2 separate regions of the Homo sapiens genome follow, and region 2 is linked to region 1. A link is an interaction called in ENCODE POLR2A ChIA-PET data of the cell type or tissue named here. Cell type or tissue: GM12878. All regions are shown on one strand. Links, peaks and the distances in the headings refer to the core of each region. The heading gives the core; the rest is flanking DNA. Region 1 has its middle 420 kb from the start of KLHL1. Region 2 overlaps KLHL1 (kelch like family member 1).

The links. ChIA-PET counts read pairs that join two places held together with the same protein. Peaks named below come from ENCODE experiments on the same cell type or tissue, not always from the same donor. Only the 100,000 strongest peaks of a DNase experiment are listed, where the experiment ranks them.
Region 2: POLR2A ChIA-PET joins it to region 1 with 5 read pairs; 2 of 35 experiments call an interaction of 5 or more read pairs at or near these places.

What each region holds. Positions count from the first base shown.
Region 1 is chr13:69,681,796-69,686,210 of GRCh38, reverse strand. No RefSeq gene overlaps it. Among named protein-coding and RNA genes, the nearest start is that of KLHL1, 420 kb to the left of the region's middle. In GM12878, for the core only: no CTCF peak of the experiment used is centred there; a DNase peak (open chromatin) is centred at 1,722; H3K4me3 peaks cover 627 bases.
Region 2 is chr13:69,748,642-69,753,056 of GRCh38, reverse strand. All of the region lies in intron 7 of KLHL1 (kelch like family member 1), which reads left to right. Among named protein-coding and RNA genes, the nearest start is that of KLHL1, 360 kb to the left of the region's middle. In GM12878, for the core only: no CTCF peak of the experiment used is centred there; no DNase peak of the experiment used is centred there.

The DNA of each region.
Region 1 (4,415 bases), core at 114-4,113:
TGTGTGTGTATATATACACACACACACATATATACATACACACACACATATATACATACACACACACATATATATACACACACACACACACACACACACACACACATGTTCTGTTTAGAAAACTGGATATATCTATAAGCAGAACCTGGTTCTGTTTCTCTGGAGAACTCTGATTAATACAGCCTAGGAAATGCAAACCATTTAATGTCATTGAATTTATGTTAACTGTATTAAGTAGCTTATCTTTGGAAAAATTTAGGGTACCTTTTTTCTGTAAGTCTTTCAGAAAAAGAAACAATATATGCATCAATTAACCTACTTTTATTTTCTTTGGAACTATAAATTGTGGATCAAAATTCAAATAGTAGTAATTACTGGATGAACTACCGGCCAGTTTATATTTTTCTTTCATTTGTAGCAAGTTCAATAATACATTTCAACAAAACATTTTCTTATATATTCAGGAGTTTTTCTTAGTAGCTAAAAATTATAATTTGAATTCAGATCACACAAAGAATATACTAAAAGAAAAGCTAAGGTGATTCCACAGTAAAAGAAGTATCATGTTTTAACATATAAATATGTAATGTGATGCTAATTTTTCCAAAACCTAAGACATCAACATCCCCTATTATGTGAACCTTGTGTCTAGGTTCTGCCTTTTTCCAGACATAGAACTTTAGAAACCTTATTTGTTTCTGAGTTTCCTAAACTATAATTATATTGAGAGGTTTAATTGTCAAAATCATCTGTGAATACATTGATAGGGTTAATTGTAAAAAATATTTAAATGGCTTAGCCCTTCAGTGTTTCAGGAAACAACACCCCCAAATAAAGGCCTCAGAAGCAGCTCTCTCTGACCTTCTCCTGCCCTCCTGTCTGGCCTCTCATTCTCCTGCTGGGCTCACCAAGGTAACTAGAATCCCTCTTGTCCAAGACAGATCATAGAAATCAGAACCCCTTTCCTCTAAAGCCAGTCATTAAATATGATCTTTACTTTCCCCCACCTTTCTATGTAAAAATTGGCCGTAAATAAATTATCTCATCAGGTGTGGTGGCTCAGGTCTGTAATCCCAGTATGTTGGGAGGCAGAGACAGGAATATTACTTGAGCTCAGAAGTTCAAGACCAGCCTGGGCAATATAATGAGACCTTTTCACAAAAAAAAAAAAAAAAAAAAAAAAAAAAAAAAAAAAAAAAAATTAAAAAATTAGCCAGGTATGGTGGGGCATGCCTGTTGTCTCAGATAGTTGGCAGGCTGAGGTAGGAGAATCCCTTAAGCCCACTGAGCTCCAGCCTGGTTGACAGAGTGAAACCTCATCTCTAAAAACAAGAAAAGTTGAAAGTAAAAGAGAAAAAAGAAGAGAAATAGTCTGGCCTAACTTATTTGATTGTAGGTCATAAAAACCCCATTCCAGAGAGGGCCTTGCCCCACACCCAGAAGGAAAGAATGTGGCACGCAGAGGCCAAGAAAAATCTAAACAAACAGACCTTGTTGTGTTTCATTACCCAGTCTTTTAGCATTAGATTATACCCTTGTCCTCCAATAATATTTCTCCATGGCTTTTCATAATTTGTTTAACCTAAGCATAAAAACGGACAGTTTCCCCTGTATCTTTGAGTCTTCATTCTGAAGGCTTCCATGTCACCTGAAATTATGATCAAATAAATGTGTATGCCATTTCTCCTATTAATCTGACCTTTGTCAGATGATGTTCAGCAAACTGTCAGAGCGTGAAGGGAAAGTTTCCCCTGGCCCCTACAGTTCAGTGACTAGTCCTTAGCAAACACTTGAAAAGTATTTAAAATCAAAACAAAACAAAAATCAAATACAAAAGGCCTTTAGAAATGTAACAATAACTATTTATGGCAAGTTATTGAATTGATAGGGAAACTCAAAGTGAGGAAAAAGAAAAGGAAAATTCAATTAGGTAAACAGTTAAGGCTGAGAGAAGTAGCCTGCCTGAAAAACCACAGCTACAGGCAAAAATAGAGCAGCCCGGGGAAAACTCAAGGTGCACCTGCACAGATAAGCAGGCAGAGTCCAGCACAGAAGCCTTTTGCTCTTTGTGTGATTAGTGAGCTCCCAGGAAAAAGTTTCCTCCCCTTTTCAGCCATATACACAGTGGGCTCAGTGGGAACTTACACAGGGAGGAGGGGGGCTTACCTAGAGCTAACCCACAGTTATACAAACAAGAGAAGCTGTGCATTGTGCCTACCTTGAGACATACCCACAAGTACATACATAAGAGGGAATCATACAGACAGCTTTCCAGGTAAGAGAAGTTGTTCAAACAGCCACAGAGGTGAGAAGAGTTTTTGTAAAAGCTTTTGAATTCAACTGTAAAAACAGCAACCCACTTGGGCTACCCTCTCCGTTGCAAAGAGCTTTTTTCTTTCATTTATGAAACTTTCATTCCAACCTTGGGCTGTGGTCACTAGTATTGGCTCAAATATACCTCTTAAATATTTGGCAGACTTTGGTTGGTTTTTCCACTGTCATCTGGTTGGCACTGAGATGGAAGCAGGAAAATAAAAAATAGGATAAATATAGTAAGGCCAGTTATACATTTAAATATTCTTTATAACTCAGCAAAATTATCTTACTGTTTTCTAGTTAAAACCCTGAATCAAAAATACAAGCAAAAGTTATAAATTGGATTCTTGAGAACTACTCTGTTAATCTGATGAGGTACAATGCTTGAGTTTTGTTTGTTTTGTAAATAATGGTAGCAAAATAGAAATTTGAGTTAGGTGAATGTTAACTAACCTGCCATAATTTTGCTATGATATTATAAAAGAAGCAAGTCTTAAAACTGAATGCTGCCACATTTGAGAATTTCTTAAGCAAAAAGTTACATCCATACAGGTATGAAACAATTCATCTATTTTTTGTAGGCTCAACGAAGTCTAGCTATTTGTCTTTTTATACTACCTCTTTGAATGAAAGGTCAAGTAGAGTAGATAATACGTATTTCCAAGGACAAGAATTAACTATGACATTTATAGCCAGTATCAGAAAACCAAACGATTCCTATTCCAATATATGAACACAGGATAATTTGAGGCTCAAAACTCAGATACTATCTTTAAGATGTAGGTTACAGACCTTGGTAGATTCTTTACTCTTTTTGAAAGAGTGGGCATTGTCTCTAAAATATTTTAGCTAATCCAAAAATTTCAGTTTGGTTTTTCCACAAAATGTAAACAAATTTAATTTTTCCAGTGAAAAGTGATTTCTAACATTCACTTGTTAATTACCGAATACTAACATACAAATTAAATGTATTTCTTTACAGACTTCATTTTTCTATCCAAATCCCTTTTTTATTGCAATGCAGATCAAAGGAGAAAAAGTCAAGATGATTGTTTTCAATTACTAAGGCGTTAAGCATGATCTTATGCTTTAAACTCTAAAAATAGTCCATAGGAAAGCAACCATAATATTTACAGATTTGATACAGTGAGGTTTTCCAAATTTTTCACTTCCGAATAGTATAGATCTTCTAAATTCATGTTTTTATTTCTAATTTTTTCATCCTGATGTTTTTTAAGGGTACTCTTTAAAGGGGATAACAAGTTTGAAATTTCTGTTACACATTGTGATGTTTTGTATTTAGAAGGTGAGTTAACATTTTCATTTTGTTACAATACAATTTAGTGGCATAATGTTTCTTATTAGGAAACTCTGATTATTCTTTCAGAATTCTAATTTTTTTTAAAAAAAAATCATGGTTGCCTGAAAGGTTTATTGAAGTTAATGACTGCCAACAGTATAGCTGTATTTCAATTAGAAAAAAATAAATCCAATGATACCTTTCCCAGTGCTCAACATCTATCTACAACTAGGAAGAATACAATTTTCATTTTTAGTTTTTTAAAATACTTTTTGTTATCGTTGCACTTGTTTGCTGTAATTGTTATTATTATTTTATTTTTATTTAGTTCTATTTTTATTCTTTTGTTTTTATTCTAACATAAAATTGTTTATTCTTGAAAGCCGTATTAAATAGGTGCCAGTTCCTATCTGTGAAATCGGGTTGTTACTCTTTAATATGATTTTATATAGTACCTGGGATGAAGTAAATACATAAAAACGATTAGTCATTTCTGTATAAGACACATCCAATAATTATAGTGTTAGCTACTTTTTAATGAAATGTAATTTAATTGTACTCCTTGTGAAAATATCTTGGCTATACATCACTGCTGTTTCAAGACGTTTTTATCTTGTTCGTAGTAAAGGCATTAGTGTTTTATTTGTTTTGAGAATTGTAATTTAATTATATCTACACTTCTTTCTTAGTTAAATGCTGTTTACCCTCAAGATTTATATTCTCTTCATATCTGATTGGAAAAGATATCCAATTCCCCCTAATAACAAAGCCATGCTTTATCTTTTAGTGGCAGTAGGTA
Region 2 (4,415 bases), core at 218-4,217, 67 kb before region 1:
ACACACTTCCAAGAAAAGTTCAGCCAGGCATCCTAGAGGCAAAGTCTCCAGTTCAGGAAGACCCACGTCTTAAAAGAATGGGCCTGCATTAGTAATTCCACCATGCATAGTCACTCTCCAGAAATGGTTAGTAAGAAGCATGGCTTTGGTGCAAAGGCAGCAGTGGATGCGGAGAGGCTGTATTCAGTTATGAGTGAGCACACTTAAATGGTTGCTACAACAGCCAGTTATAAAATACCTATTCGCTTATGGCCATATATAGCCTGAGTTTTTTTCTATGTTCCGCTCAAGTGATTCCTTTCACTTAAAATGACTTGCATCTATGGTTGTCAAAATTCTACCCAACCTTTAAACCCCCAGGTCAGTGGCCTCATCTTCTGAGATATCTCCCATTGGAGCTTGTAAGCCCTACAGCACTTACCAATGTCACCTCAACTGTGATTTTTGTTTTAAAAGAAAACAACTCTTAGCTACATGGAAAGCTGACATTTAGAGCTAGAATCCCAAAGTTGCAAACGATTGTTATTTGTTTTATTTTCATGTTATAACATTGCACTTTAAAACAATGTCTACGTACCACATGAAATCATCCTTGAGATTTTCATGATACATATTAATATAATTAACAAAATATATTTTGCTAATTTACTTTTTAAAATATTTTTGACAGGACAATATTTGTGGAAGATTCTGGAACAATATTTTTAATTGCTTAGATAAATCAAACATAGATAGAGTCCTCAGAAATAGAGGCAACGGGGTGCATTAGCAATAGTTAAATCTTTAACTGATTCCTTCAATAGTCTCTTCTCGTATCTCTACAGTGATACTATAGACTGAAGCTTGGTTAGAAGATGTAGGTTCTTGATACATTGCTATGATAATCTTCAACATATTGAATACTGATATAATGTTAAAGATGTGCCAAGCACTTTTCTAAGTGCTTTGTATATATCGCTTCATTAAATCCTTGTAACAACACTATGGGTTAGATATTATAGCTACTCCATTGTGCAGATAAGAAACTGAGGCACAAGAAGCTAAATAATGATTCCAAGGTCACATTGCCAGGTTGTAATTTTGAATAACAGGCTGTGTTGATGGATAGATGAGGGAGGAGTGTAAGCAAAGAAATACATCCTCTTAATTTGCAAATATTTCCTGAGTCCTTCATTTTTCCTTATGTCAACTTGCATCACATCAGGACAAGCAAGACACTATCACCTCTCACGTACATTATTTGGCATGGCCACATCTATTCTCATTTTTCCACACCATAGCCAGTGTGACATTTTTTGAAAAATACAGGCAGATACATCATGTCTCTGTTTAAAACATATTAGTAACTTCACATTACTCTTAGGATAAAATAAATCATATTGGCATACAAGGCCCCACACTGTATGGTCTTTTAACCATTTAGCCTTATTGTACATCATTCTGCCTCTTCCTTGACTCTCCAGTTTTCTTGCCACATCGGCCTTCTTTCAGTTCCTCAGAAATACTCTAATTCTTCTTATCACAACACGAGTGTTTCTTCTGCCAAGAATTCCTCATCCCCACATAAATCTTAATCTTCCCCCAGATATTAGCTCAGTCATCACTTTTCACCTTGGACAAGAACCATTTTTTTTGTCACATGGACAGGTAGTAAGGTAGCACCTATTTGTGTCCTTCAGCAAGTCCTGTCTTTTCCCTTCATATCCACCTGTACGCGTTCTGTGAGGGTATGAACTTATAGAAGGCATATCATAAGTATTGGAAATATGGATTGATGAAGAATGAATCCATGAAATGCAAGTTGCATAACAATAAAATTGAAAGTTAGCAAACTGCTAAACTTTACCTGACAGCCTTGATTTCATACACCTACACATAACACATGCCCACATGCTCCCAACACAGATACACACACACACACACACACACACACACACACACACATACACACATGACATGAATGAAAGATATTAGAGGCTTGTAGAGTAGGCACATTATTGGTTGGGGACATTCTGCAATGATACTAGTACTATTGTCATGTTTCACTGTGGCAGTTATTGTCAATTGTGAATGTACATAAAAATCATCTCAGGGAACTTTTAAACATCTCTGTGTCTGGACCTCATCCCAGTTCAATTAAATTAGAATCACCATATTCCAGATGTATTTTTTCAAAGGTTCCCAGGTGATTTCAATGTGCAACCACGATGGATAATCACTATTGTCAGCCAAAGAAAGAATGAAATAAATTATATCTAAATGCTATAAATTACATTTTTTTCTATGGCTCAAGCAAAAAAATCTTAATGCTACATAATTTAGTAGAATTATGTGAAAACTGTTTATACAAAACACTACATTGTGTTAGGCCCATGATCAGCATTTTAAAATAGTATATGAGTCAATCTGTTAATATTTCCATAGTACTTACACAGATATAGAAATTTATATAGAGTGCTTGTATATATTGTATATTATATGCTTATATATTTTGGGGGTGATTTTTGTGAAAACTATGCATATATATACACATGCATATATATACACACATACATGTATATTTAATATCTCACTGGAAAATTTTTATAATTTATATAAAATATGTATAATTTTACTTATCCATTTCTTTCCTTAATATGCAAGTTATTTTGTTTAATTCATTGCACAGAAAAACACTGAAGTGTTCAATTCTATGAACTATTACTTAAATTATTTCTTGTTTCTGAAGTAAAACTATCTGAGAGCATTGGAATTCAGTCACCCTAATCACTGATTTTACATATTTACTGGGTGATACTTTATACACGATGACGATTTTTACAAATTATTTTGAAAGGAAGATTTTAAATAAGTTATACCTGGAAGGTCATATATATATTATGAAGCCACTGGTGACTTAGATATATTTTGTGACTAATATGATGAATAATAATTTAGTAATTTAATACAATGATTAAATCAAAATAAATTTAAATACATTATTATTAATTTAAAATAAATATATTCTACCTAGACAAAAGGAAATACATTTTACAGGCTAATGCTTTTCAAATTAAGATACAATTAATGGCTAACAGGCAAACAGTAAAGCAATACTAAAAATTAGCTTTTCATTGTTATTATTTTGCATAATTAAAACCCTTTTTTATTGAAACTGTTTAGAGCTTAGAATATATTTAGCAATATTCTGAATGGATAATATTAACAAGTGTAAAGAAAAATAATAATTTCTTTTTCAGAACAAATTAATTTGGTTGCATTGATACAGAAATAACAATTAGCTTCAGAGAAATTATGGAGGCTCAACCTTTTGCTAAAATGTGACAGCATTATGGGGAATGATCTGTATAGACAGATTATCTTCTTCAATTCCTTCTCCATATTCGAAGGCCAACATCTTCATTGGATATAGTTATGTGTTCTATAACCCATATGGGAATATTTGATTTTAACATGTGCCATGTTACATGAAAATTAACGATAGTTTGTTTCTTTCAATAAACTATCTTAAAAACTTCTATAGAAAAATTCTGGTAAATATTTTGCTGCAGAATTCTCAAGGGGAGTATATGCAAAAAGCTACAGTCCAAAAATTATAAATAATTATATGTACTGGAAAAAGTACATTTTGGCAACATAAAACATCTAAAAGACATTTTAAAAATTATCAGAAGTCATCATGTAATTATTAAGCTTGAGTTGTATGAAAAATGACTTTAGATGTTTCTTTTCTTTCTATTAGATAATTATTTTTAGAATGCAGTTTTAATATTGATACTGAACATAACACAGAAAAATATTTTTAAACTCATAACCTTGCTGCATCTATAAAGATATTTTTAGTAACCATTAGGAAGTAGTTGAATGTATCATTTTGATTTTGAAATTATTCTAGTCCAATTATTCACCCTACCTAATGAGCCCATTCTGCAAGGAAATCATCACAGCTGCAAGAAATATGAGAATCACATAATAAGGCAGCTAGAGTTTGGAAATATTGTGGCAATCTACAAAAATATATTCCTTTATAATGTGGAAGCATAAAGTGTGAATATTTTCCAGGAAAACATGGATACTTTCAAAACATAGATATTTAAAATAAACAACAATCCTGGGAACATGTTACTTGCTAAACAATTTAATTTAATTATAGTTAGAGATGTTTGAGAGAGGAATTTAAGTTTTGAGAGTAATGACATATTTTATACTTGCTCTATCATTCTGCTTGCAATTCTTAATTTCTTAGATTTAGTGACCACCCCTAAGACAGACCATCCTGACCATTTGATTTATTTAACAACTAAAATTTATTAAAAGTTTATCATTTGCCGAGCACTGTTATCTGCATTTTCTATTTAATCTTCACACAAATACTATGAGTTATATACTCTTTAAAGATGAGGATACTAGGACAC